Regions from separate parts of the Homo sapiens genome. Here all the other regions are linked to region 2. Evidence: chromatin loops called from intact Hi-C (ENCODE). Cell type or tissue: PC-9. All regions are shown on one strand. Region 1 overlaps MANSC1 (MANSC domain containing 1). Region 2 has its middle 33 kb from the start of LINC01252. Region 3 overlaps ETV6 (ETS variant transcription factor 6). Region 4 has its middle 38 kb from the start of BCL2L14. Region 5 overlaps ETV6 (ETS variant transcription factor 6).

The links. Peaks named below come from ENCODE experiments on the same cell type or tissue, not always from the same donor. Only the 100,000 strongest peaks of a DNase experiment are listed, where the experiment ranks them.
Region 1: it touches region 2 in a loop (15-fold over the local background); 36 of 110 quality-filtered maps call a loop at or near these places.
Region 3: a loop joins it to region 2, with 6 times the contacts of the local background. A loop is called at or near these places in 6 of 110 quality-filtered maps.
Region 4: it touches region 2 in a loop (17-fold over the local background); 110 of 110 quality-filtered maps call a loop at or near these places.
Region 5: it touches region 2 in a loop (15-fold over the local background); 4 of 110 quality-filtered maps call a loop at or near these places.

The regions. Positions count from the first base shown.
Region 1 is chr12:12,331,823-12,336,822 of GRCh38, forward strand. All of the region lies in intron 3 of MANSC1 (MANSC domain containing 1), which reads right to left. Among named protein-coding and RNA genes, the nearest start is that of MANSC1, 16 kb to the right of the region's middle. In PC-9, CTCF peaks have their summits at 2,764 (motif pointing left) and 2,966; a DNase peak (open chromatin) is centred at 259; H3K27ac peaks cover 1,091 bases.
Region 2 is chr12:11,578,464-11,583,463 of GRCh38, forward strand. No RefSeq gene overlaps it. Among named protein-coding and RNA genes, the nearest start is that of LINC01252, 33 kb to the left of the region's middle. RefSeq lists an enhancer at 406-605. In PC-9, a CTCF peak has its summit at 2,911 (motif pointing right); DNase peaks (open chromatin) are centred at 1,788, 2,168 and 2,978; H3K27ac peaks cover 3,350 bases.
Region 3 is chr12:11,727,529-11,732,528 of GRCh38, forward strand. All of the region lies in intron 1 of ETV6 (ETS variant transcription factor 6), which reads left to right. Among named protein-coding and RNA genes, the nearest start is that of ETV6, 80 kb to the left of the region's middle. RefSeq lists a silencer at 1,488-1,637 and enhancers at 2,888-2,997, 3,238-3,337. In PC-9, no CTCF peak of the experiment used is centred here; DNase peaks (open chromatin) are centred at 1,623, 2,863 and 4,103; H3K4me3 peaks cover 959 bases; H3K27ac peaks cover 4,347 bases.
Region 4 is chr12:12,030,783-12,035,782 of GRCh38, forward strand. No RefSeq gene overlaps it. Among named protein-coding and RNA genes, the nearest start is that of BCL2L14, 38 kb to the right of the region's middle. RefSeq lists enhancers at 1,522-1,571, 2,022-2,121 and a silencer at 2,573-2,867. In PC-9, CTCF peaks have their summits at 2,744 (motif pointing left) and 2,943; DNase peaks (open chromatin) are centred at 2,789 and 4,647; H3K4me3 peaks cover 521 bases; H3K27ac peaks cover 550 bases.
Region 5 is chr12:11,794,196-11,799,195 of GRCh38, forward strand. The region is part of intron 2 of ETV6 (ETS variant transcription factor 6); the gene reads left to right. Among named protein-coding and RNA genes, the nearest start is that of ETV6, 150 kb to the left of the region's middle. RefSeq lists enhancers at 697-1,385, 1,386-2,074. In PC-9, no CTCF peak of the experiment used is centred here; DNase peaks (open chromatin) are centred at 1,496, 1,966 and 4,806; H3K4me3 peaks cover 1,928 bases; H3K27ac peaks cover 3,485 bases.

The DNA.
Region 1 (5,000 bases), 750 kb after region 2:
ACTGTGCGCAGAGGAGGGAGGCTATCTGGGAGATTTCATTTGGACTCTCAAAGATTAGAATTTTGGAGCCAATGTCATAGGTCATGAGGATGATGGGACCAATATTTGAAATCATGATGACCACACTGTAGACACAGAGGGCAGAAAAACCATACAGTCCCGATGCCTGCTGAGGAGAAACCAGCCCCAGATCCTGCTCCTGCTCCATGAAGCTTAGAATTTTTCTCCTGATCACACACCCCATTTATCACAGCTCAAACTGGAAAGACCTGTTCAAGCAATCAAGTGCAGGGAATGACCAGGTGAATTGCCATGTATCACTCTGCTGCTAGGCTAACCATCTCACATTAGAACTGCAGAAAACACAAGGAAAGAAGCAGAGGAATGTCCTGGCATTTCTCAGTCCACTCACTCCTGCTCTCTTTTCCTTTTTCTTCCTCAATTCACCTCCATGCCAGTTTCCAAACTGGTCCTCAGTCTCCTCTTTCCTACAGACGGATCCAGAGGCAGCTACGGATTCATGCCATCTCGTGACTACTCTCTAAGCCTTACCCCTCTGAGAGGTTCTTTGCACTGTCACTCTGTCACTTATTCGTCCATCTAGGACAGGGCTCAGCAAACTACGGCCTGATGGACAAATCTGGCCTGCCATCTGTCTTTGTATGACTTGCAAGCTAAGAATGGTTTTTACGTTTTTTAAAATTTTTATTTGTTTTGAGACAGAGTCTCACTCTGTCGCCCAGGCTGGAGTGCAGTGGTATGATCTCGACTCACTGCAACCTCTGCCTTCCAGATTCAGGCGATTCTCCTACCTCTGCCTCCTGAGTAGCTGGGATTACAGGCGCGTGCCACCACACCTGGGTGATTGTTCTATTTTTAGTAGAGGTGAGGTTTCACCATGTTGGCCAAGCTGGTTTCAAACTCCTGACCTCAGGTGATCCACCCCCTTCGGTCTCCCAAAGTGCTGGGATTATAGAGGTGAGCCACCATGCCTGGCCAGTTTTTATATTTCTTTTAATGGCTGAAAAATAATCAAAAGAAAATTGTGTGACACAGGAAAGGTATACAAAATTCAAATTTCTGTATTTCAAAACCTAAAGTACTGGTGTGAAAAGCCTAAAATACTATTTGGCCCTTGGCAGAAAAAGTTGGTGGACATCTGCTCTAGGATATAGTATTCTACTCTAAAGTAGAATTTGGGTCAAATGAAATATATTTGAAAATATATATATATATATTTTTGAGACAGGGTCTTGCTCTGTCACCCAGGCTGGAGTGCAGTGGCACAAACACAGCTCACTGCAGCCTCAACCTCCTGGGTTCAAGCAATCCTCCCACCTCAGCCTCTTGAGCAGCTGGGGCCACAATGCCATGCCACCATGCCCAGCTAATTTTTGTATTTTTTGTAGAGACAGAATTTTGCCATGTTGCCCAGGCTGGTCTTGAACTCCTGGAATCAAGCAATCCGCCCACCTCAGCCTCCCAAAGTGCTGGAATTACAGGTGTGAGCCATCATACTTGGCCTATAATTCATTTTAAAGTTAAAAAAGAAAAAGACTGTTTAAGTAAACACTCTGTGATGTGTGTGAAATCAGAACTTAAATATGGCCATTGACAAGAATGGCCAAAACAGCTGTTTTCTTTCTCAAGCATGCAAGCTCATAAATAAAGCAAAGCTAGGGCCAGTCCCACTTCTTGATAAGATTCCTCTGTTGGCAGAGGTCCTAGAACCACAAAGGGATCCTCCACACCTGCTCCATTCGCCTCACCCACTCATGTTTGCCATTGGGGCATGGTGCTTCCTCTCAGTCACGCAGAGATGAGCCACAAAGGGAGCTGCAAAGCAGCTCAGCGCCCTTAACTCCTCTTTGGAGTTTTATTTTCAAACGACTTCACTGAGTTGAAAAATGAGAGACTGACTATTACTGGGACCCCAGCTGAGCAAACAGACTCCCAATTTATTCTATGTCTGAATTCTCCTATTCTTCCAGTCCTTGGTAAAAATGACATGCCATGAAGCTGCCAACAACAACAATAAAAGATTAAATACCAAACTGCAATGGCTTTAGAGAATGAACAGAATCCACTGTCATCTTTCAAACTCTTGGTCCGTAAATATTAGTCAATGGGATATAGGAAATAGAGGCTGGGCACGGTGGCTCATGCCTGTAATCCCAGCACTTTGAGAGGCCGAGGCAGGATGATTGCTTGAGGCCAGGAGTTTGAGACCAGCCTGGGCAACATACTGAGACCCCCCCATTGCTACAAAACATTTTAAAAAATTAGCCTGGCATGGTGGTGCATTATCTGTAGTCCCAAATACTTGGGAGGCTGAATGGAGAGGACTGCTTGAGCTCAGGAGGTGGAGGCTGCAGTGAGCCATGATCGCGCCGCTGCAGTGAGCCATGATCGCGCCACTGCACTGCAGCCTGGGCAACAGAGTGAGATGCTGCCTTAAAAAAAAAGAAAAAAAAAAAGAGAGAGAGAGACAGAAAAGAAAAAGAAATAGAGTTCTTCCAGAAACAAACCACCAAACAGATAATCTGTATTTAATTTCACTCCAGGCAGGAGGCAGATAATTCATTTTTAATGGGGTAATATGAATTCATCAACATGGACAGATTCATACACAGAATTACAAACACAACTTGCACACATCCTGTAGATATAAACAGTCCTTTGCATACTATGTCCGGGGTTGGTGCCACGTTGCCCCTAGGTGTCCATCAACCTGCTCAGGGGCCGGCAACGCCCCCTGGTGGCTGCCACAAGAACAGTTTAATTCTAATTTCACTTCATTACCTTCACACTCGCCCTAAAAAGATTTATGCACATGCCAAGTTCCCTTTTTTCCGTTCCCATTGGCAAGGAACTTCATCCCATACATGCTCTTTTATATGTGCATTACAAAAGTAACAACACTCCAGAAGTATTAGAAAACAAATTCAGCTGTAATTTCTATCATCGTATCCTAACAACAATTATTTACACAATACTCTGTGCTTCACGCTCCTGTTTGAGAGGATGTTTGACCCATCAGGCTTCCCTGGCACATGAACAAAACTCAGACACAGCCTCAGCTAGGGGGCAAAGCAGTGTCAACACGCAGGCACCCTGGGCAGTATCATTCCCCGAAGCCCCTCATACTTAATGCAGTCAAGAGAGAACCCTAGATTCCACTCCACCTAGATTCCATTCCACAACCCTAAAACTACTCAAGTTTCCCCCAGTGCAGCAAATGGTGTCACCATTCATCTGGATGCTCAAGGCAAAAACTAGGACTTGGCCTTGATGGTTCTTTTTTTCTGGTTCCCCAGACCCACACCACCAGCAAGTCCTGTCAACTCTACTTCGGAATAGCCCATATGTCCACTACTCTCTCCATCTCGCCCGCCACTCCCTGTTTCTTCACCCAGATCTCACCTGCGCCTCCTAACCAGTCTTTCCATTTCCACTTTGCTGCTGTGTCACTGTCCATTCCCAAGAGGGCGGCTACGGTGAGCTTTGAGAAATCACCTTTTTTTTTTCTTCTCCCCGAGACAGAGTCTTGCTCTGTCGTGCAGGCTAGAGTGCAGTGGCGCAATCTCAGCTCACTGCAACCTCTGCCTCCTGGGTTCAAGCAATTCTCCCGCCTCAGCCTCCTGAGTAGCTGGGATTACAGGCACGCACCAGCACACCCGGCTAATTTTTGTATTTTTAGTAGAGACGGGGTTTCACCATGTTGGCCAGGCTGGTCTCGAATTCCTGACGTTGTGATCTGCCCGCCTCAGCCTCCCAAAGTGCTGGGATTACATACATGAGTCAGGAGGTCAGGAATTTGAGACCAGCCTGGCCAACATGGCGAGACCATGTCTACTAAAAATACAAAAATTAGCCAGGCATGGTGATGCTTGCCTGTAGTCCCAGCTACTCAGGAGGCTGAGGCAGGAGAATCACTTGAACTTGGGAGGCAGAGGTGGCACTGAACCGACACTGCATCACTGAACTCCAGCCTGGGTGAAAAGAGTGAGACTCCATCTCAAAAAAAAAATAAAAATAAAACTCCCAACAGCTTCCCACCACACACCTAAAAACTCCCGGCCGGGCACGGAGGCTCATGCCTGTAATCCCAGCACTTTGAGAGGCCGAGGTGGGTGGATTACCCGACATCAGGAGTTCGAGACCAGCCTGGCCAATGTGGTGAAACCCTATCTCTACTAAAAATACAAAAATTAGCCACGTGTAGTGGCATATGCCCCTCCTAAGGCGGAGGTTGCAGTGAGCTGAGATCGCGCCACTGCACTCCACCCTGGGCAACAGAGTGAGACTCTGTCTCAAAAACAACAACAACAAACAAAAAAACTCCCTCCTATGACTTACAAGGTGTTATGTGATCTGGCCCTCCCCACCGTTTTGCATATCACTCTCTGCGTATTTCACAATGAGTCAACCAGCTGGGATTGGAGTGTTGGTTTTTCAAACACTCCAAAGCATTCTGCCTGAGGACCTTGGACTTGGAAGGTCTTCCCCTGATCTCCTCACATCTGGCTCCTCACTATTCAGATCTCAGTTTAGGGGTTACAACTTTACTTACTGATTGTCTATTATACCGTCCTGTCTCAATTCTGTGCATAGCACTTGTGACTATATTTTTCTTGATTATTTATTTATTATGGTTATTGTCTCTCTCCCCTAAAACATAAGTTCCAGAAGGGAGAACCTTGTTTTCCTATTTTTTTTTTAGAGATAGTATCTCACTTTGTCACCCAGGCTAGAGTGTAGTGGCATGAACACAGCTCACTGCAGCTTTGACCTCCTGGTCTCAAGGAATTCTCCTGCCTTGGCCTCCCAAGTAGCTGGGACTACAAGCTCATGCCACCATGCCCGGCTAATTTTTTTAATTTTTTGTGGATATGAGGTCTCATCATGTTGCCCAGGCTGGTCTCTAACTTCTGGGCTCAAGTGATCCTCCCACCTCCCAGAGTGCTGGAATTATAGGCATGAGCTACCACATGGCCAGA
Region 2 (5,000 bases):
GTCCCAGCTACTCAGGAGGCTGACTAGGATGACTTGAGCCCAGGAGGTTGAGGTTGCAGTGAGCCATGATTGAACCACTGCACTCCAGACTGGGTGACAGAGCGAGAACCTGTCTCTAAAAAATAAATAAAAATGAATCTCATTTTGAATAATCAGACTTTCACTTCTCTCTTTTCATCTCTTAACTCTGCACCTCTGATTAAAGTGATGAAATTGAGTAAAATGAGAAGAAAAAGGGAGCTTCTTAAAATAAGCCACATTGTGGAATAAACTCAAGAATTAAGATCTGATCTTGCTAGGTTTTGAGTCTTAATTTTCAAGGACCACTTTCAGTTGTGGTTGTGGGAGTTGATCCCCTTTTCTCAACTAATGCCCGTTAACCTGGAAATTTCTCTATTCCTTCATTCTCTTCTGTCCCCACCCCGAAACCACACCCCACATCTCTTTCTATTCCCCATACCATGCACATTCACATGCCCAGAACTTCTTATCTTCTTGTCTTTACCCTAATTTCTTTTTCTTTCTTTCTTTTTTTTTCGAGAAAGAGTCTCACTCTGTAGCCCAGGCTGGAGTATGCAGTGGCTGATCTCAGCTCACTGCAACCTCCACCTCCTAGGTTCAAGCGATTCTCCCACCTCAGCCTCCAGAGTAGCTGGGACTACAGGCGTGTGCTACCACGCCCGGCTACTTTTTGTATTTTTAGTAGAAACTGAGTTTCACCATGTTGGCCAAGCTGGTCTCAAACTCCTGACCTCAAGTGATCTGCTCACCTCGGGCTCCAAAAGTGCTGGCATTACAGGTATGAGCCACCGCGCCCAGCCTTTCCCCTAATTTCTTATTATCCCCTACCTCTAGGCTTCCCCATTCCCCTTTCTCAAGATCTTCTTTTATCCTCAAGACCACATGAGACATCATAACTTCATTGTGAGAGGCATTAATCTACTGGATGGAGCACATGTGGGGAGTATCTGGGGTCTATACCAATTTCCATAGTAACCTTTTTCAGGGAAATCACTTCATCCTTAAAAAATGGGATAAAGGAAAGAAATAAGGCTAACCACCCTGGGCTACATCCAAGAACAGTGCAGAGATATGGAGGGTTCCAGGCTGTGTGAAAGACGGTTCATAACTGCTACTAATTGTAGCTAGGAAAGAGAGGAAAGGAGAACACGAATTAGAGCCTGAGAATGGAGAGAGAGCTGAAGGAGTTGATGGCATGATTTGTCAAGCTAAAGGAAGAAAGAAAATGAGTCAAGAAACAGAAGGTCACAGAAGAAATTCAGCAATTAATTTGTTTAATACTGTGCCATTCCACCCTTCTTCTCCCAGTTCAGTGCACAATCCCTGAGCTCAGGATATGCCCTTGAAGTTTCAAAGTCAGGAAGGATAAGCTGGGGTTTCTGAAGAGGAGAGTTTTGGGGGCGGGGGCCTACTAGATATAAAGAAATATGTGTGCCTACTTTAGTACATTTTCCATTACATGATTTGAGTGAGGGTAAAAAGCATAAAATTAAGCATTTCATTTTTAAAATGTGTATTCAATATTCCAAGAGTTATTCTTATCAACTTAAATCCAGAATAATTTTTCATGTGATGACAAGCAATGGGACATGGTGATGTCTATGATTTTGTGTCCGAGCAAGTATTGTACACTTGATTAATCTTTTCTGGATAAAACATTAGCAATTCTTGGGAAACCAAAGCTTGAAGCAGAGCAGAATGAGGCGTGACACTGAGTAAGTGGTGAACTTGGTGTCATTGAGCTCCTTTTTAGGGATTAAACCATCTCAGAATGCATTTGACTCACTTCAGGAAGTAATGCTGCAAAGCAAATGACCTACTTCATACTTAATCCCCAATGCTGCAACTTTGTGCAGCATTTTGAAGAAGCCCAGAGGACCTGATCCTAGACCACCCATGAGGAAGTAGTAAACCCCCAACACCCACAACACTGCCCCCACATGCAGAAGTGAGAACAGATTCAAAATTGTGTGGAAGTGCTTGCTGCGAGGGCTTTTGGCCTCTGCCTGCCCATGTTAAGCAACTTGGGCACACACCTCCAGTGTCTTGGCAAGAATCTCCAACTCCCACAAGAATGGGAAGAAAGCCAAAGAAGGCCAAAGAAGGCCAAAACTTTCTCCAAACAAGCTCAGTAGCAAAACTCTGTGGGAGAGAGAGAAGTAAGGCAATTGCCCTAGGCATATTGGGCAGATGAGTCAGCACCCAGCAAGAGAGGAGCCTGTAATTCTGGAGAAGTTAGGGCTGGTACCACCATGGAATTAGGTGGAGAGGAAGAGAGAATGTGTACTCATCAAGAAAAATGGATAGTCCAGCATGCAGACATGGAAATGCCCTCTTCACCGTCCTTCCTTTCCTAAGAAATTCTGGGTTCTAGGCCAGGTGCAGTGGCTCACACCTGCAATCTCAGCACTCTGAGGCCAAGGCATGTGGGACACTTGAGGTCAGGAGTTCAAGACCAGGCTGGGCAACATGGCAAGACCCCATCTCTACAAAAAAATTAAAAAATTAGCCAGGCGAGGTAGTGCACACCTGTAGTCCCAGCTGCTAGGAAGACTGAGGTGGGAAGATGACTTGAGCCCAGGAGTTTGAGGCTGCAGTGAGCTATGATCGTGCTATTGCACTCCAGCCTGGGCAGCAGAGTGATACCGTCTCTAAAATAAAATAAAATAAAATAAAATAAAATAAAATAAAATAAATTCTGGGTTCTCTGTCCACACCTGTAGTTAAACTCACTGAGAAGGAAAATACCAAGCATTGCACCAAAGTCTAAGAAATCACCACTAAAGAACTTACCCCTGTAATCAAAAACCATATAGACCCCTAAAAACTATGGATATAAAATTTTATAAAAGAAAAGAAAAAGAAAATGCCCAGCAGGTGGCAGCACTAGACAACTGAAGTAAAACAAGGCTGCAAGGCAACACGAAAGTTCATCTTGGAGACTTTGCGCTGTAACTTTCCTTGGTGGGATTTTATTTAGCTATCAGTGAATATCTCATAAGAAGGAATTTGTATCCCAGCACCTACCACAGTGCCTGACACATGCTGGGTATATGTGTTGACTGAATGCAGGCAGGCTGGCAGGCAGGAAGGAAGGAAGGAAGGAATTTTGACAACTCACCTAAACTAGAAAAATGTCATCATTTGAAATGGCCATATTCTCTTCTTATCCCATCATTACTATTGTCATTTTAATTAGTTTTAGTAATATTAATAAAGCATCCTACTAGATTAATTTTCTCTACTCACCCTTTTGACAACCTACATCCTTATTCTCTACTGAATTAAATTTTTCTCATCGCTTTTGGAGACTTTTATTAAATCTCAGGGTTAAAAAAAAAAAACTCAAGATTAGAAACACCACAGCTAGAATTCCAGTTTTAAAAGAAATTATTTGTCTTTGAATGTTGGTGTTTATAAGGAAGGCATTTATGAGTAGACTATCGTTCTTTGATTAGTTGTATTTTTTTTAACCAATGACTTGTTTGCAGACTGTGCTTAAGTTTTATTATTATTTAAAAAAAATTTGTTTTCTTTTATTGACCATCTCTGAAATATGCTATTGTGCAGTGGCTTGCGCTTTTTTAGAATCCTACTTAATAATAATTTAAGGTAATAAAAGTTAGAAGAAAGACTAAATAAACTAATAGATGATAAGAAATCACTCTGCCCATGCACTGTGCTATATTGGGTCAGAGTGATGACTTTCTATCACTTTCGAGATAGAGGAAGAAAATCCTCACCCTTTGCTTCACCAGATACAGAAAATGGCTACATTGGACACCCGAATAAGAGCTTCCAAATCTACCTATTAGAACGAAGGGTAGCCAAACTTTCCCTGAAAGCTAATGTTAGCTGAGCACGATGGCTCATGCCTGCAATCCCAGCACTTTGGGAGGTCGAGGCAGGAGAATAGCTGGAGGCCAGGATTCATGACCAGCCTGGGCAACACAGCAAAACCCCCTCTCTAAAAGAAAATGTTTAAAATTAGCCAGGCATGGTGATGAGCGCCTGTAGTCTTAGCTAGCTACTCGGGAGGCTGCAGTGAGAGGCTCACGTGAGCATAGGAGTTCAAGGTTGTGGTGAGCTATGATTCCATCACTGCACTCCAGCCTGGGCAGCAGCCAGATCCTGTCTCAAAAAAAAAAAAAATGCTAATGGTAAAATTTTTGCTAGTAAGAATAATGGCAGTTGATGACACTCAGTTGGAGCATGTAGTTGAGTTTTTTGAGGGCGGGTATGTTGTTTTATGTACTTTCATATATCCCTAGCATCTCACCTTGTGTCTGGTATATTTTAAAACCTCAATCAATATTTACTGAATGTGTGGAGACTATCAAGACATATGTCACTGAACAGTGGTACTTGAATCAGAGCCACGTTCTCAGCAGAAGAAAAGAATAGAATGGCAGATCATGGGAGTCACAATTCAGCAGACTTATAAGAATGGGCCCAGAGCCAAAATAATTAGCATCATCTGGAATTGGTGACACCCTAGATTATCTCTTTCATCTTAGGAACTCCTATCCTCACCCTGTTCAGCTTTGTTACACATAGCCATCTTGCTGCTGCTTTTACACCTTTATTGTGTATTAAATGCAACTTTCCTGAACTTGAAGAGCCTCTGAGTTCTTCTTATCAATAAGGGGAATGTTCTGAGTTATCATGTGTCTCCCTAATTCTGGAGGAATAGTGTATCTAAAAACAAGCATCTTACATGTTGATGTTCCCTGCATCAAGCTTAATTCCTATTCTATTTTCATTCTGCATGCTCTCCCCAGGCAAGTGCATCCCCACCCATAATTTCTAAACCAGGAACTGCAGATCTTTACTTGTGATTGCCATTGTTTCTTGAATTTCAAATCCATACATATAGCTAATTTCCCATAAGAAAACTCTACCTGGGCATACCATATATTAATAGCTACCTTAAATATATCATATCAAAGATCAAATCCACAGGCTCTGATTTAAGATGG
Region 3 (5,000 bases), 150 kb after region 2:
GAAAGACTCAGAGAAGAAGAAGTAAGACCTAAGAAAACAGACCCTTTAGCCTCCTTGGAGCTGGTTTTCTAGTTAAGAGGCTTGATTAAAAGCGTGGGGGGAATGGATCTGTGACGTACATGGTCATGAAAAGTGCAGCCAGCGTTACAGCACACGTCTGTATAGGTTGCATCACAGGCAGGGAAGAGGCCTAAGGGCCTGGTGGCCCGCAGGTGTGAGCCCCTCTGGTGGCTCCATGACAGGAGACCCCGCGGAGAAAGTAGCTCCTCTTCCTTTTTTAAATTTTTTTTTATTTTTATTTTTTACTTTGAGACGGAGTCTCTCTTTGTTGCCCAGGCTGGAGTGCAGTGGTGCGATCTCAGCTCACTCCACCCTCTACCTCCCGGGCTCAAGCAGTTCTCCTGCCTCAGCCTCCCGAGTAGCTGGGATTACAGACACGCGCCACCACGCCTGGCTAATTTTTAAAATTTTAGTAGAGACGGGGTTTCACCATGTTGGCCAGGCGGTTCTCGAACTCCTGACCTCAAGTGATCTGCCCGCCTCGGTCTTCCAAAGTGCTGGGATTATAGGCATGAGCCACCGCTCCCCGGCCTCCCCTTCTTATAACACTTGAGGCCTGTGCTTCAGTTCATGGGCCTTATGTAAAGGCTTCTGTCACCTGTCTACTCCTTCTTCAAGCTGGCTGTTTATTCGGCACAGAGGAGTAAATTACAGGTGGATTATGCAGTGACAAGCACTTTTATACCTCCTGTAAGAACAGTTTATACCAGGGGTCCCCAACCCCCAGACCGCAGACTAGTACTGTCCGTGGCCTTTTAGGAACTGGGCCGCACAGCAGGAGGTGAGTGGCGGGCAAGTGAGCATTACCACCTGAGCTCCGCCTCCTGTCAGATCAGTGGCAGCATTAGATTCTCGTAAGAGCACGAACCCTGTTGTGAATGACACATGTGAGGGATCTAGGTTGTGTGCTTCTTATGAGAATCTAATGATAAATGTCATGTGCTTGAATCATCCTGAAAGCATCCCTCTGCCCCCAGTCCGTGGAAAAATGTTCTTCCACCAAACCAGTCCCTGGTGCCAAAAAGGTTGAGGACTGCTTGTCTATGCCTTAAAAAAAAAAGGTCCATTTACTTTGCAGTCATAGAGGACGCAGGGCTGGACTTGAGGAAATCTACCTAGAAATCCCCTTCAGGTTAAGATTTATGACATTAGCTTCACTATTGAATTGGATCATAGACATCTATAATTAAAGGAAACCATTTACACTTTATTGTTCATTAAATGTTTAAACCACCTGAAAAGATTTTTTTCTAATTGAGCCTTTTTGCATAGTTACCAGTTACCCGTATCTGACTTCAAGTCTTTAGCCGTATACCTACATGGTTCCATAGTTATCAATGTTTATTTACAATTTAATATTCTTCTTTAGCATTATTTAATATCAAAATGATAATATGTACTACGGTAGGTTGGGCTTTACAGCTTACAAAACACTTTGACATACATTCTCTATTATTTTTGATGGCTCTGTGACATACTGAACTGAAGCAACAGTTTAAGGCTATTTCTAAATTGGGCTCTGCTCAAGTGTGAGAAAGCGTGACAGTCAACATGAACTAGCTTTAGCCTTATCACCGTTTCCTGCTCAGGCAGGTAAGATCTGCTGAAGGAAGGAACCGTTGCCAACTGGCCAGGTGTGCCAGTTCGTGGCCTAGAAGGGGCAGCTGTCAGTTGAACTTTGCCCATGTTTTCAGGATTTTATCTCAACTCCTGAGTAGTCTCATCTGGGTGGGAGCACTAGAATTGAAGGCCTGTTCAAAGGTTTTGTGCCTTTAACTGGAGAATTTTTTGGAAGCCCCTTAGAACTGCCAGGCAGCCATGTGGGATCAGGTGGGGGGGACTGGGCTGCTGTGTGGTAGATTTGAGTTCATGTCTCATAAATGGACTCTCCCCGAATCTGAGAGGGTTGCTCCCTAAGTCAACTACTTAATAATTAATGGAAAGGAGATGTGACAGGAATAGCCAATTTCCCTGTCCTGTTTGGTATGACTGTTGGCAATTTGATGATTCCTTCCTTAACCTTGAAGCAATCTCAGTTTGACTGACTCATACTATGGGGAAGATAGTGGCCTTTGAACTCTTGACTCAATACAGTCTTGACCTTGGTTAGATACTACCTTGACCTCTGGATAAAACTGTACTGGGCATTACTATTTTATTGATTGTTCTCTCAACAAAACAACCGTATCTTTAAAAAATTTTTTTATCTTACATGTCTGAAGTAGAAGGTCACCTCTTTTGTAGTGAAAAAATAACTATTTTCCCCATGGTGTGCTGAATGCATGGGTTAAAGCAGGTAGACCAGCTGTCCTGGGTTTTATCCCTATGTGTTTTTTGCTGATTCACAAAGGCATTTAATTTCTCTCTACCACGCTTTCTAGGTCTGCAAAATAGAAAGGGGAGTTCATGACCATCTATGCGTTACTGGGGGATTTTTCTGTGCAAGCGAAAATTATTGATGCAACCAGAGGACTTGCTGCCAGCGTCGAGGGGTGCATTTTACTCCCTCTGTAAAGAGGCCAGCAGTAATGATAGAAACACAGTGCATTTGACTCTGACCTTATATTTGACAACTCTTCCTCTACAATCCTTAAAAAACATGCCTCACCATTTAAGAGACCAGCAGCAGGCCTTCAGCAAAGCCCACGGTCTAGGCAGCCTTTGTAGGCCTCTGGGATTGTGGTGAGAAAACCTTATCCCTCTCTTATTTCCTGATAACTTTACATTTTAGAGGTGTCTGGAAAGAAAGGTGGCAGAAAAGCAGCATAACCTGCTTGACAAGTCCTGTACAAACAGAAGTCCAATGAGGCTGCTGCTCTGGGGTTGCCAAGCTCAAGGAAGCCAATTGTAGTGTGCACAAAGGTGCAAGTCACCAAGGCCTCAGAGAGCTCCAAGGAAGCCTGTGCAAAGGCAGGATTTAGAGTTCTAAGGACGGGTTGTCCAGCGCAGCCCAGCAGAGAACCTAGGTCCATAACTGTGGACTCTCCTGTGAGGGAGCCATGTTGCGGGGTGGACATCTGACAGTTGTCCCTGCTCTGTGAACCTGCGACTTCATCCTACAGGTGCAGAGAATGGTTTTGGCAACTCTCTCCACCGCAGAATGTGGGCGGACTTCTGAGCTGGGTTTGATTTTCCTCTTTTGCTTTGGAGTGTACAACAATCAACCCTTTAGAGCAGAAGTAGAGGAATGGAAGACTTTCCCATGGCCCAAGACCCCTCAGTGGGTTGCTGTTTGCTCTTCCCTAGAATATTATAATGTTCAATTTATGCCTCCAGGAGACCAGAGACACACGTTTCCCAAATGTGGGTACAGGTGGCTTTAAGCTGTTTCTGTGAGTAGAGGCCCAGTGACATGTTCCCCAGTGTAACCCCCTCCTTGGTTTCACATCCCCTCTACCCGATTCTAGGCCAAGCCCCTCCAGTGTAGTTGGTGACCCAGAACAGGTGAAAGTGAGGCTGCCTTTTGTAGCACTGCTCTTTGTGAATGGGAAGTGCTGCTGGGGAGAAATGATTTTAAGTGTGAGCTTTGCTGTTAGGGGCAGCCCTCTTTCTCCACTGCAATAAGAAGAGTCATGACTAAGTCTAGAAAGGCAGGTTTTGATCTTTAGGATACTGTGATGTATGAAATAAAGGTATGTCCTTCTTATTCGGTGTTGCATTGTCAGCACCTAACACAGTGTTTAATTAAAGCAAAAATTTTTGTATTGAAAATATAACTAGGTGGAGGAGTAAGTCAGTGCTACTTAAGTGTGAGTATTTGTCTTCCCTGATCAGATGGTTTTCTACGTACTCAAAATTTCATGTAGTAAGAATGCAGGATGCTTATGGAGAAAAGTGAGTGTTGTTTGTTTCTCCTTAATATTTATATATAAAAGCAAGAGCTTATTAAACTTTTAGACGTCTTTGGAGGTTTGAAATTTCCCACTGTTATTCTTAAGAAGAGAAGAGAAAGAATAATTTTTTTTCTTCTGTCTTATTGGCCTTTAAGGAAAAGCGAATTTCAGAAAAACATGGGACGGAACAGGAAGTGTTTACAGGTTTAGTCATACTTGTTAGGTATGAAAAAGCCCCACTGCCTTCTCATATTGTTTCTTTTATGAACTTAACACTTCCTACTTTGAGAATACCTTCCTCCCCAAGGGCTCAAAGCCCTTCATAGTCATTAATTTGCATCTTGCTAATTTTCTTAAAAAATTAAAATGTTAACTACCATTTAGCTGGTATTCTACCAGCTAAAACTTCCAGCTAAATGCATTTTGTCTGTCTGTATGTATTAGCTCAGTTGAAAATGTGATCCTACTGAAGGCAGTAGGGTAACCGGCTTGTCCCAGTTTCCCTGGGATTTCAGTTTTAGTACTGAAAACCCCACATCCCCGGAACCCCTTCAGTCCCAGACAAACCAGCATGGTTGGGTCACCCAAGAAGGCGACCAGTTCAGGTAGCTCTGCATAAAGAGAAGATGTTCCACCCTGCAGTCCTTACCTTAAATCTAGGCAGCTACCTTAAGAATTGACCTAGACAGCAGTGTGTGCATGGCTCAGTGCAAATCTTTAGCATCACCTGGTAGAAGACAACACTGAGCACACAGTCGCAGAACTAGTGCAGTTCGAGGTACGTGGAAATGTCTCTGCAAAGTAATATTTCTGGTTTCTTGTTTTTTTGTCTACCCTTTTCCCCTTTACTGCACTATATGGTGAAAAACGAAAACAAGAACTGCTAACTACCTGATTTCCGAAACAAGAAGTGTGATCTCAAATATTTCTGTTGATCTCAGGTTTTTCATCTGAAAAATGAGGATGCTGGTCTCAATTTCTAAGGCCCCTTCCTGCCCAAACTTACCAGGAGGAAAGAAGCTGGAAGTAGAAAGCAGGAGAGGTTCAAAAAGAAAATGGGATGCATCTCCTTTAGTAAGCTCTACTCTGGAGAAGGACGTTGTCCTT
Region 4 (5,000 bases), 450 kb after region 2:
TCTCCAACTATGGAATTCATTCAATCACCAACTTTTATTAACCATCAAGCAGGGAGGGAAGATATGAACAGAAATACAGTCAGGGCTTTACGACAGGGATACATCTGGGAAATGCATCATTAGGCAGTTTTGTTGTGTGAACATGATAGAGTGCACTCACAGAATCCTAGATGGTACAGCCTACAGCCTACAACACAAACAGGCTACGGTGTATAGCCCATTGCTCCTTGGCTACAAACCTGTACAGCAAGTAACTGTACTGAATATCATAGCCACTTGTAACACAATGGTATTTGGGTATCTAAACAAACCTCACGTGAAAAAGGTACAGTATAAAAGATTAAAAATGGGCTGGGCGTGGTGGCTCATGCCTGTAATCCCAGCACTTTGGGAGGCCAAGGTGGGCGGATCACGAGGTCAGGAGATCGAGACCATCCTGGCTAACACAGTGAAACCCCGTCTCTACTGAAAATACAAAAAATTAGCCGGGCATGGTGGCAGGCGCCTGTAGTCCCAGCTACTCAAGAGGCTAAGGCAGGAGAATGGCATGAACCCGGGAGGCGGAGCTTGCAGTGAGCCAAGACTGGGCCACTGTACTCCAGCCTGGGCGACAGAGCGAGACTCCATCTCAAAAAAAAAAAAAAAAAAAAGATTAAAAATGGTACACCTGTATAGGGCACTTACCAAAATGGCTGTTGCAGAACTCGAAGTTACTCTCGGTGAGTCAGTGAGTGAGTGGTGAGTGAATGTGAAGGACTGGGATATTATTGTCCACTACTGTAGACTTTATAAACACAGTACACTTAGGCTACACTGTTTATTTTTAAAATAAAGTAATTGAGCTACAACATGACAATGGCTACAGCGTCACTAGGTGATAGGAATTTTTCAGCCCCATTATAATCTTATGGGACCACCTTCATACATACAGTCGGTTTTTGACTGAAACATCATTACATTCAGCACGTGAATGTAATTGCGATGAAGTGAAAGATAAAGGTTATAGTTCTAGTGTATCCACAGTGCTTTAGGAGATGAACTGTTAGGGAAAGCCAGAAAAATCTCCACCACGGAAAAAATATTTGGCCTGCGTCTTGAAGGATAAATAGGAAGTCAGTACTCAGACAGGTGCCAGTGTTTTTCAGCCTGAGGCAGGGAGGTATGAGAGACAGCTGGAAGGGTTTGAGAATGGGTGGTGAGAACTTACACTTACTGGGGACTGGATATAAGAATGCAGTAAGACGTGGACCTAGCACCGTGATTTTTCGACCTGGGCTACACATCAGAAACACCTAGCGAGCTTTTAAATCTTCCAGGGCCCAAACCACATTGTGAACCAATTAAATCAGGACGTCTGGGGCTAGAAGCCAGTCATCAGTATCTTTTTTTAAGCTCCCAAAGTGATTCCAATGTGCTGCCAAGTCTCAGAACCACTAGTCTAGAAAGGAGGGATAAGGATTTTCAGCAGCCCCCACAGAACCGGCCCTCCTGGTGACCCTGCAATCCTGGCACACACACCCCACCCCGCCTGGGAGAAAGACCGGCCACACCACAGTCATCGGCTGTTTCCTGCTGCTCCTTTCCTCCCACCAGCATTTTACTCTGAAATAGTGGTTCTCAAAGTGTGGTCTCCAGACTGTAGCATCAGCCTCAGGGGGAAATTCTTAAAAATGCAAATTTCCCAGCCGCACCCTGGACGCATTCACCCAAAAACTCTGGGAGTGGAGCCCAGCAACTGAGCCATGCTAAGGTTGGTGAGCCGCTGCTCTGGAACATTGATCCCTCCCAAACTGCAGCAAAGCAAGCACCTGGGTGTAGCTCTGGCTGTGTAGGTGCTACTACAATCTGCTGGAGTCACTGCTTGTCGGCAGAGATGCCGTGGGAGCTGGCCTGGGTGCCTCCACGTTGGCCGTCACCACCAGGCAGTGGCCTTTGGCCTGGAATCGAAGGTACCAGAGGGCTGATAGCTCAGTTTTTTTATGGCACCAAGAAAAGACTTTCAGATTGGAGGTATGGGATTTTCTTTATTTTTTAATCCTCTTTTAATATAAAGTGGCCCCTTAGCAAACTTTCAAGATATTTCACATCAGAACTGGCCGGGAAATCCGGCATGTGGACAGACACGGATATGCCGTGTGCATTTTTCCGTTGGAGGAAGAGGGTAGGCTTGGGTGCTGGAGGGTGTTGCCTGGGGGCGGAGCGAGAAGGAAGAAAGGGCGCTGCTGGTTCACACCTCACCCATGCCCTCCTCTCAGGCCCCAATCAGGATGGAATTAAAAGACCCTGGGAGGAAAATAAGGAAAGCAACAAAGGAAATGAGTTCCCCATACAGAAAGGGAAATTGCCTTTCCCGTTAAGGTCAGACTGGTCCGAAGTAAAGGACTGGTGCGCCTTAGCAACCGCCTCTGCTGAAGCCCTAACGCTGGAGCTCTTTCGCCCTCGCAGAATAACCGGGACTTTCTTGCAGCCGGAACCAGCCACGTCCTGATTCCACACTCCCTTGAGGAGCCAGCCAGCTCCACATTTACTCAAAGAATCCGAAGGGCACCAAGTGGATGCTCTGCCACACGATTGAAGAGGGCAAGCTGTCTGGGGGGTTTTCCACCTCTTTTCAACTCAACTATTCTGAGCTGAAGTACTGGACCCGTTTTGTTTTTCCTGTTTTTTCCTGCTTCGGTAAATCTGGAAAAATCCTGCAGGTCTGAAAAACTGTTGGACTTGACAGCGTGTGTGTAGCGCCACCTGGTGACCACAGCTTATCAAAACAGCTTCCTTCTGGGGCTCTTGTGGATGTACATCAAAGGCTCCAGCTTCCAGACAGGTACACATCCTGTTCTCACGCCCGGCCCACTTTCCCGTGGGAATGTCAGCCACTCTGATTTGCCTTGGCTGAAAACCTCCTGTCTTTGCATGGAAAAAAACACAAATAATATGAACAAGCAACAGAGTTTTCTTTCTCTCTTAAGTAACCAAGCATTTAAAATCTTCTAAAGCACACATTTCCCTAATTGAGAAAGGAAGCAGAAGAAAAATTTCTGGCTGAAATTATAAATCATAATAAATGGTCGGAAATACCTTCTCCCTTAGATTCCTGGGGTCCTAGTGTAGAGGAGACTTCAGTTGCCCTTGACACTACAACATCCTGACTAAAAGCCTGTTTCCAAGGTGATATTTGATAGACATGAAGGACCCAGGTGGAAAAGAAGGTAGTCTGGACGGCACGGCAAGGAGTGGAACACGCAGGCTATGAGGTGTCAGCAGAAATCAGTTCTGGTCCTGGCACTGCTACCAACTTGCTGTGTGACCTTGGGAAGTTACTTAAGCTTTGTGGATCTCAATGCCCCAGACTCGTTAACTTCTTTACTATTTTTTCCCATAAATTCAGTGTTTCTGAAAGATGTTGCCCACCAGAATGCATCTCTAAAATAGGAGCTTAATAAGCTTTCTGTCTTGAGGGATCAGACGTATAAATGTCAGGCAGGCCTTCTGATGATCATGATGCAACCAGAGTTACCACAGTGAGTCCATATCACAGACAAAGGCGAAGACACTTGATCCCTTCTTAACCTGGTCTCCCACCCATGAATGATTTTTGTTAGGATTTCAGCATGTTGAAACTAACCCACAGACCCTAGTTACAACTTTCTCAGGGCCTGAGAGCTGGGGAATCCCAGTTTGGGAACCAAAAAACTAGAAAATCTTGAGGGCAACTCTGGCTGTCATGAACTAAAACAGAGCAAAGATGGAAGCCTGTGGTATGTGCGTGCAGGTAGAATCTCGATTTGAGAAATGGCGTTACAAGGAATTAACACTTCAGAAATGCCAGCTCTGTGCCAGGATTTTTTTATTTTATTATGTATATTTGTCATGGACAACATGTTTTGGAATATGTATACATTGTGGAATGGTTAAATAAAGCTAATTACATATGCATGTGCTCACAAAGTTATCATTTTAGGGGTGACTTAAAATCTCTCAGTGATTTTCAAAAATATATGTTATTAATCATAGTTGCAATGTTGTACAATAGATCTCTTGAACATATATTCCTCTTGTCTAACTGAAATTTTATGTTCTTTGACCATCTCCCCAACTGCCCCCCAACAAGCCTGAAAGCCCTGGTAACCCCTATTCTACTCTCTACTTCTTTGAGTTCAACTTTTTAAGAGTCCACATATGAGATCATGCAGTATTTGTCTTTCTGTGCCTGACTTATTTCACTTAGCACAATGTCCTTTGGGTTCATCTATGTCACAAGCAACAGGATGTCCTCCTTTTTAAAAGACTGAATAGTATTCCATGGTGTGTTTTCTTTATCCAACCCCATTTTCTTTATCCATCCATCCGTTGATGAACACTTAAACACTTAGTTGGTTTCAAATCTTGGCTATTGTGAATAGTGCTGCAATGAACATGGCAGTACAGATACCTCTTCAACATACCAATTTTATTTCCTTTGGATATATATACCCAGGAGTGGGATTGCTAGATCATATGGTAGTACTATTTTTAATTTTTTAAGGAACCTCCATACTGTTTTCTGCAATGGCTGTGTTAATTTACATTCCCACCAGCAGTGCACAAGGCTTCCCTGCTCTCCACAACCTCGCTAGCATTTGTTATCTTTCATCTTTTTGATAACAGCATTCCAACAGGTATGAGGTGATATCTCATTGTGGTTTTAACATGTATTTCTCTGATAATTAGTGCAGAAGTTTTAGATACAGAATCACAGTTAGTCCTGACAATAATCTCTAAAATACCCATGCAGATGGGGAAAGAGCTGCAGAGAAGTTAAAGAAATTGTCTGCACCTTACAGCTGAGACCAGAACCAGGTCTGTATAATTTCAGAGCACATAATCTTTCAAAGTAACCTAACAAAATCACAGCAACTTTTAGGTTCACAGAGAACAGGCCAAAAAAACAAACAAACAAAAAGAAAGAAATTATAGTAATTTCCAGGTATGAACCAGTAATCCAAACTAAACATATTTTGTTG
Region 5 (5,000 bases), 220 kb after region 2:
GACCTTAGTGTGGGCGTGAGGATAGAAGCAGCTTTAAGAGTGCACTTAAAATAGCTCTTGGAACTGGACATTGGCTAAGCTCAAAGACAAGGAAGATGCTTCCTATGAAACCGACCTCTGCCTGACCCTTACCTGGGGCTATTTTGACCATTCTGGTCCGTGATCTTAGGGCTGTGTTCTTTCTCAGTTCAGCTGCTTGGGCACAAGCAGGTTTTCTAGTGCACGCTCCAGGCGTTTGGCGCCTCTCTGCTGCCTCCGTACTCAGAGATCTTATTCTAACTAGACTCAGCTGTCTGAAGCCTGGTGATTAAAAATAGCCTCCTGGTGCTAGCTGTGGAATCAAGGGAGAGATACTCAGTGAGCAGAGAGGTCAGCTTGACGCAAGACACCTGACTGTCATACCTGTGGGTTTCCTTGCACCTGAGTTTTTTATCTCTTGAGGTATTTTCCTTTTATACTCTATCAGTGCCCATTTTTTATGGCTATGCAAGATAAACCAGTCATTTCAGATTTGTGGGGATTAGTAGAAGTCTGCATTTTGGCAGGAGAAAACCATTATTTTACTTGGTGGTTCCCAGAAATAAAGTCTCTAGTTATCATTCCATGCAGACATCAATGAGATTTGCCATTGAGGCATACATTTATTTGTTTTCTCTTTCTCATTTGGTGGTAAATACTTCAAAGTAAAGAACCATGTCCTCTACTTCCGTTGTAACTGCCCACAAAACTTAATAATTCATCTTACATGTCTTGTTTTGTGACCGTTGAACTGACCGTAACAGCCTTTCTCTGATGTCCATGGCATGCCATTAGTAAGAGTCACAAATACTGTGATACTCGCCTAATCCATTTTTAAAGTCTGTTCAGGGATAGTCTAAGAGTACAAGGCATATGTGCATATTTGCTTTTAGTTGTTTCATTCAATGTAAGCTGGATCTGTGCCTTACTTTTAACTTCTAAGATTGCTTCCTTCAAATTGGACCTCAGCATATAATATTTATAAAAATAAAGCAGGAACTGTTATTTGGTTAAAGCAGAATATACTTAAAATATTAAACTTGGGATAACTTAGAGAAAGCCCTGAAGTTGAAGAGCTTGGGGCTCTGTCAGTCCGCTGGTGGCCGGAGTGCCCCAGCACCGGGCCTTCCTCACAAAACATTCTGCCTCTGATTCCCTATCCTTGGAACTGGTGCCCAGTTAGCAAAGAGCACCAGCTGTTCTGGCCTTGGGGACGATGCATGGAGGAGGGGCACCCTCCAAGGAAACCAGGCCAATAGAGCCAAAGTGAACAATTTCAGTCATCATTGGGAACCATGATAGATTATGTAGCACTTTAATGATTGATTTCCTAAAAACCATTCATGCAGTCTTTGGAAGTTCAGCTTGTCACTTACTGGCGTGCCCTCCAGGGCTTCTGTCCACATCGATTTCACCACTACATCTCCACCCATGGAAGGCATGGGCCAAACCCATTCATATTCCAGAGAACAAGGTGCAGTTTCCATGGTATACAGAAAGGTAATATTGTACAGTGGGCAATAACATTCCAGTTCCGGCTCTGCTACTTCCTACTTCTGAGCAACTTGGAAGGTTGCCTAACCTCTCCAAAGACCTAGATAAAATGGGGTTAAGAATAGTGTCCACTTCATAGGGTGGTTCGAAGAAATAAGTGAAAATATAAATGTAAAACACTTAGTACAGTGTCTGTCACACAGCAAGGACTCAGTAAATGTTAGCCAAGAGGGGAGGAAGGAGGCTGCCACCCTTATCTGTTAGCTCAGCTTCAAAAAGCCTAGCAAAATAACATCATGAATTTGATCTGAGTGGTCACAGCAAATCCATTCCCTCACTGATGAAGCTCAAATTACCTTGGCCACATTCTTTAGATTTTTCCCTTTGCCTCTGAATGAAGCATTCACTTGACGTAGATAAAATACAGACACCTCAGCCTCCAGTTCAGCCACTGTCCAGTCAAGCAGGAAAGTACATTGTGAGTGAGTCTTAAGTGAAAAGGACTAGTTATGATGCATTTGAGACAAGAAAGTAGATCGAGCTTTAGGCTTTTCCTTTTCTTGCCGGAAAGGAAAAAAACAACATTGCATTAATCATCATCTGGTCCTCGGCCAAGATTCGTATTTACCTGTTATGTGCCATATTCATACTCACCCTGTAATGTGGCAGCCTCGTGCCATTTATCATTCCAACAGCCCATAACAGATGAGGAGACACAGATGACTTGTCCAGGGTCATCAAGCTTGTCAATGGCAGAGTGAATGTTGGAGCTCAGACCTTCTGACTCTCAACCCAATGAGATACAAATAAAATAGTGGAAACCACCAGCCAGCCCTCCCAAGTGTTTAGGGGCATTAAAGACACTGGCCATCCTAAAGGCGCCTCTTACTCTTATACATCATCTACCACTGAAACCAGAGCTTCCGCTGTGCACTGTCCATGCGTGGGGCCGATCAAGGACACCAAGGCTGTGCAATGACAGGTTTCTTCTCTATAAACTTTCCTTGTCTCTTTCTTTTAAGACATTGAATAGCACTAAGGGATAATTTCTTCCTTTTCTTTTTTTTTTTTTTGTGTGTGTGTGTGTTTTGATTTTTGACACAGGTTCTCTCTCTGTCACCCAGGCTGGAGTGCAGTGGCATGAACATGGCTCACTGCAGCCTCCACCTCCTGGGCTCAAGCAATCCTCCTACCTGAGCTTCCCATGTATGTGGGACCACAAGCATGCCGCACCATGCTCAGCTAATTTTTAAAATTTTTGTAGACACAAGGTCTCACTATGAGCTACCATGCCTGGCCTAGGGTAATTTCTTAAAGTAGAGCTTTATCTCCTTGTCGAGAGGCATTTAGATGTCCTTTCTTCAATGAAAGATTCTTTTTCTCCTCTAAAGAACCCAGAAATAATTTGTTGGTCCTTTACTATGATGTCCCTAACAGATCTAATCATGCCTCTCCATTTTGAGACCATTCATTCTTTCAAACACCATTATTTTTATTCAGACAGTGTACCTAGCAATAGTCCCGGCACTGGGAACACAGAAATGAAAAGTTACTCTCTTTAAGAAATTCACAGTTCCAAAACCTCGGCTGTACCCACAGAGTCAGGGTCATAGGGAAGTTTCAGTACCAGATAGTGGGAGGAGGGCCAGGGCTGCCAGTCGTTGGTGAATGTGGTAAGGTGGCAGGCTGTTGGCAGTTGAGAGCTGGCATCCAGCATTAACCTTAGAAACAAAGAGCTCAAGGAGCAGAAATCCAGCCACAGAGACTGGGATTCGGTCATAGGACTTCTGTTATTGAGAAGGACTGGAAGACAGAGCTGGGTAGGAACCAAGATAGGCATCCCATTACAGCAAAGGCTTGTTTTTAGGTGGCAGACAAGGGCACAGAAAAGCCAGCAGGAGTGACTCAATACTGGTTCCCTGAACCACTGGTCCCAAGCTTCCTCTTGATAAAGGGTAGGCCTGGTCCCGGAGTCTGGGTGGAGCTGAACTTCAAAGTAAAGGAGGGTTAAGTAAGCCTAACTGGAAAGGTTCTGGGCCGTAGGGGCAGACAGCCAAGCATCTCACTGCAGCTAAAACCCAAGTAAAATAAATAGGACTTATGGTATGCACAAATCTCTCATACCAGAGAAAGTGGACATTCCAAGTTTGTGTGATTTGAAGGAAAAGATTTTAGTTCCGTGGTTCTTGTAGGTTGTTACTAGATTGCTAGAATGCTTATAATATAAGATAGTTTTGTGTGATGGGTTTATTTGGGAATGTGATGATAGAAACAAAAGGAAATTCCTTTGTTTTTTATTACCATACAAGGATAAGATTTTGAGATTATCTTTCCAAGGAAAACTTATCAACTATCTATTATGTATCAGGCACAATCCTTTGTACTGGGATTCCAAAGACAAATAAGATAGTTCTTGACCTCAAGGAACTTGTAATTCGTTGGGGAAGACAGATAAGTAACCAACAAATTAGAACGTAGGGTGATTGGAGTGTGTTTCATGTCACTGCGCCACAGAAGAGAAGCAGTTGACTTAGGAGAGGAGAAAGTTTAATTTGGGCCATGAAGGAAATTAAAAGTAAAGACCTCCAAATTGGTGGGCAGCCATTGAAGGATTTTAGGAAAGTGATGTGCTGAGGGATGGATTATAAGATCGGGGGCAGAAAGACCAGTTACAAGGGAAAATCATGCTGGTCATGCCCCAGTACTTACATTTTTCTCATACCACCTCTTAGAGCCCCTGAAAGTGTAGACTCCACTATGGAGAAGCAACACAAATGTGAAATACTAGCTTGCGAGCCACGTGGGTAGCTCTTTCCTCTTCAGGAAAGGGGAATGCTAGTGTCTAGAAGTGGGAGAGATTGAAATGATTCTGTAATGAGGAAATAAGTTACGTTAGGGCACATATATAAAGAAACAGCAGAAAAAATGTAAAATCTCAATCACTCTGTAGCCATGACATTTATAAAAATGAAAATTTTACAAGAGTATTTCTAAATGCTTTGAAGTTGGCCCCCAAAAAGCCTGCCTACCTTCACTTTGAGTTACAAATAAAATCCCTAGTGTTGCATAGCTGTGTGAGTGGTATTTACATTCTCACACATTTCAGATCTCTTGAGTCCATTTTGCTAGTATTTGTTTTCCTTGGAGATAGGAGTTAATTCAGTCACACTTTCTTCCCCTGACAATAACTGCATTTTTTTCTCTAAGGTAGCTTTCCCTCCAACCGTTGCTTGTTGTTCTTACCCAAGACCCAGTATCTGCCAAAACAAATGTATGTGAGTGATAAACGCTGAGAGGAATGTCTGTTGGACCACAGGAAATTTCCTGTTCAGGAAGAGATCTTGGGAACTTCCTGTGGAGGAGTGCATTGTGGGACTTTTGGCTGCAGTCCCTTGACCACAGCTGCAATTAACTAAAGGCAGAGGGGGAGGGGAGAGGAAGAAGAGGAGACAGCTACCCACAGACATTCTTATCCATGTAGCCCGAGG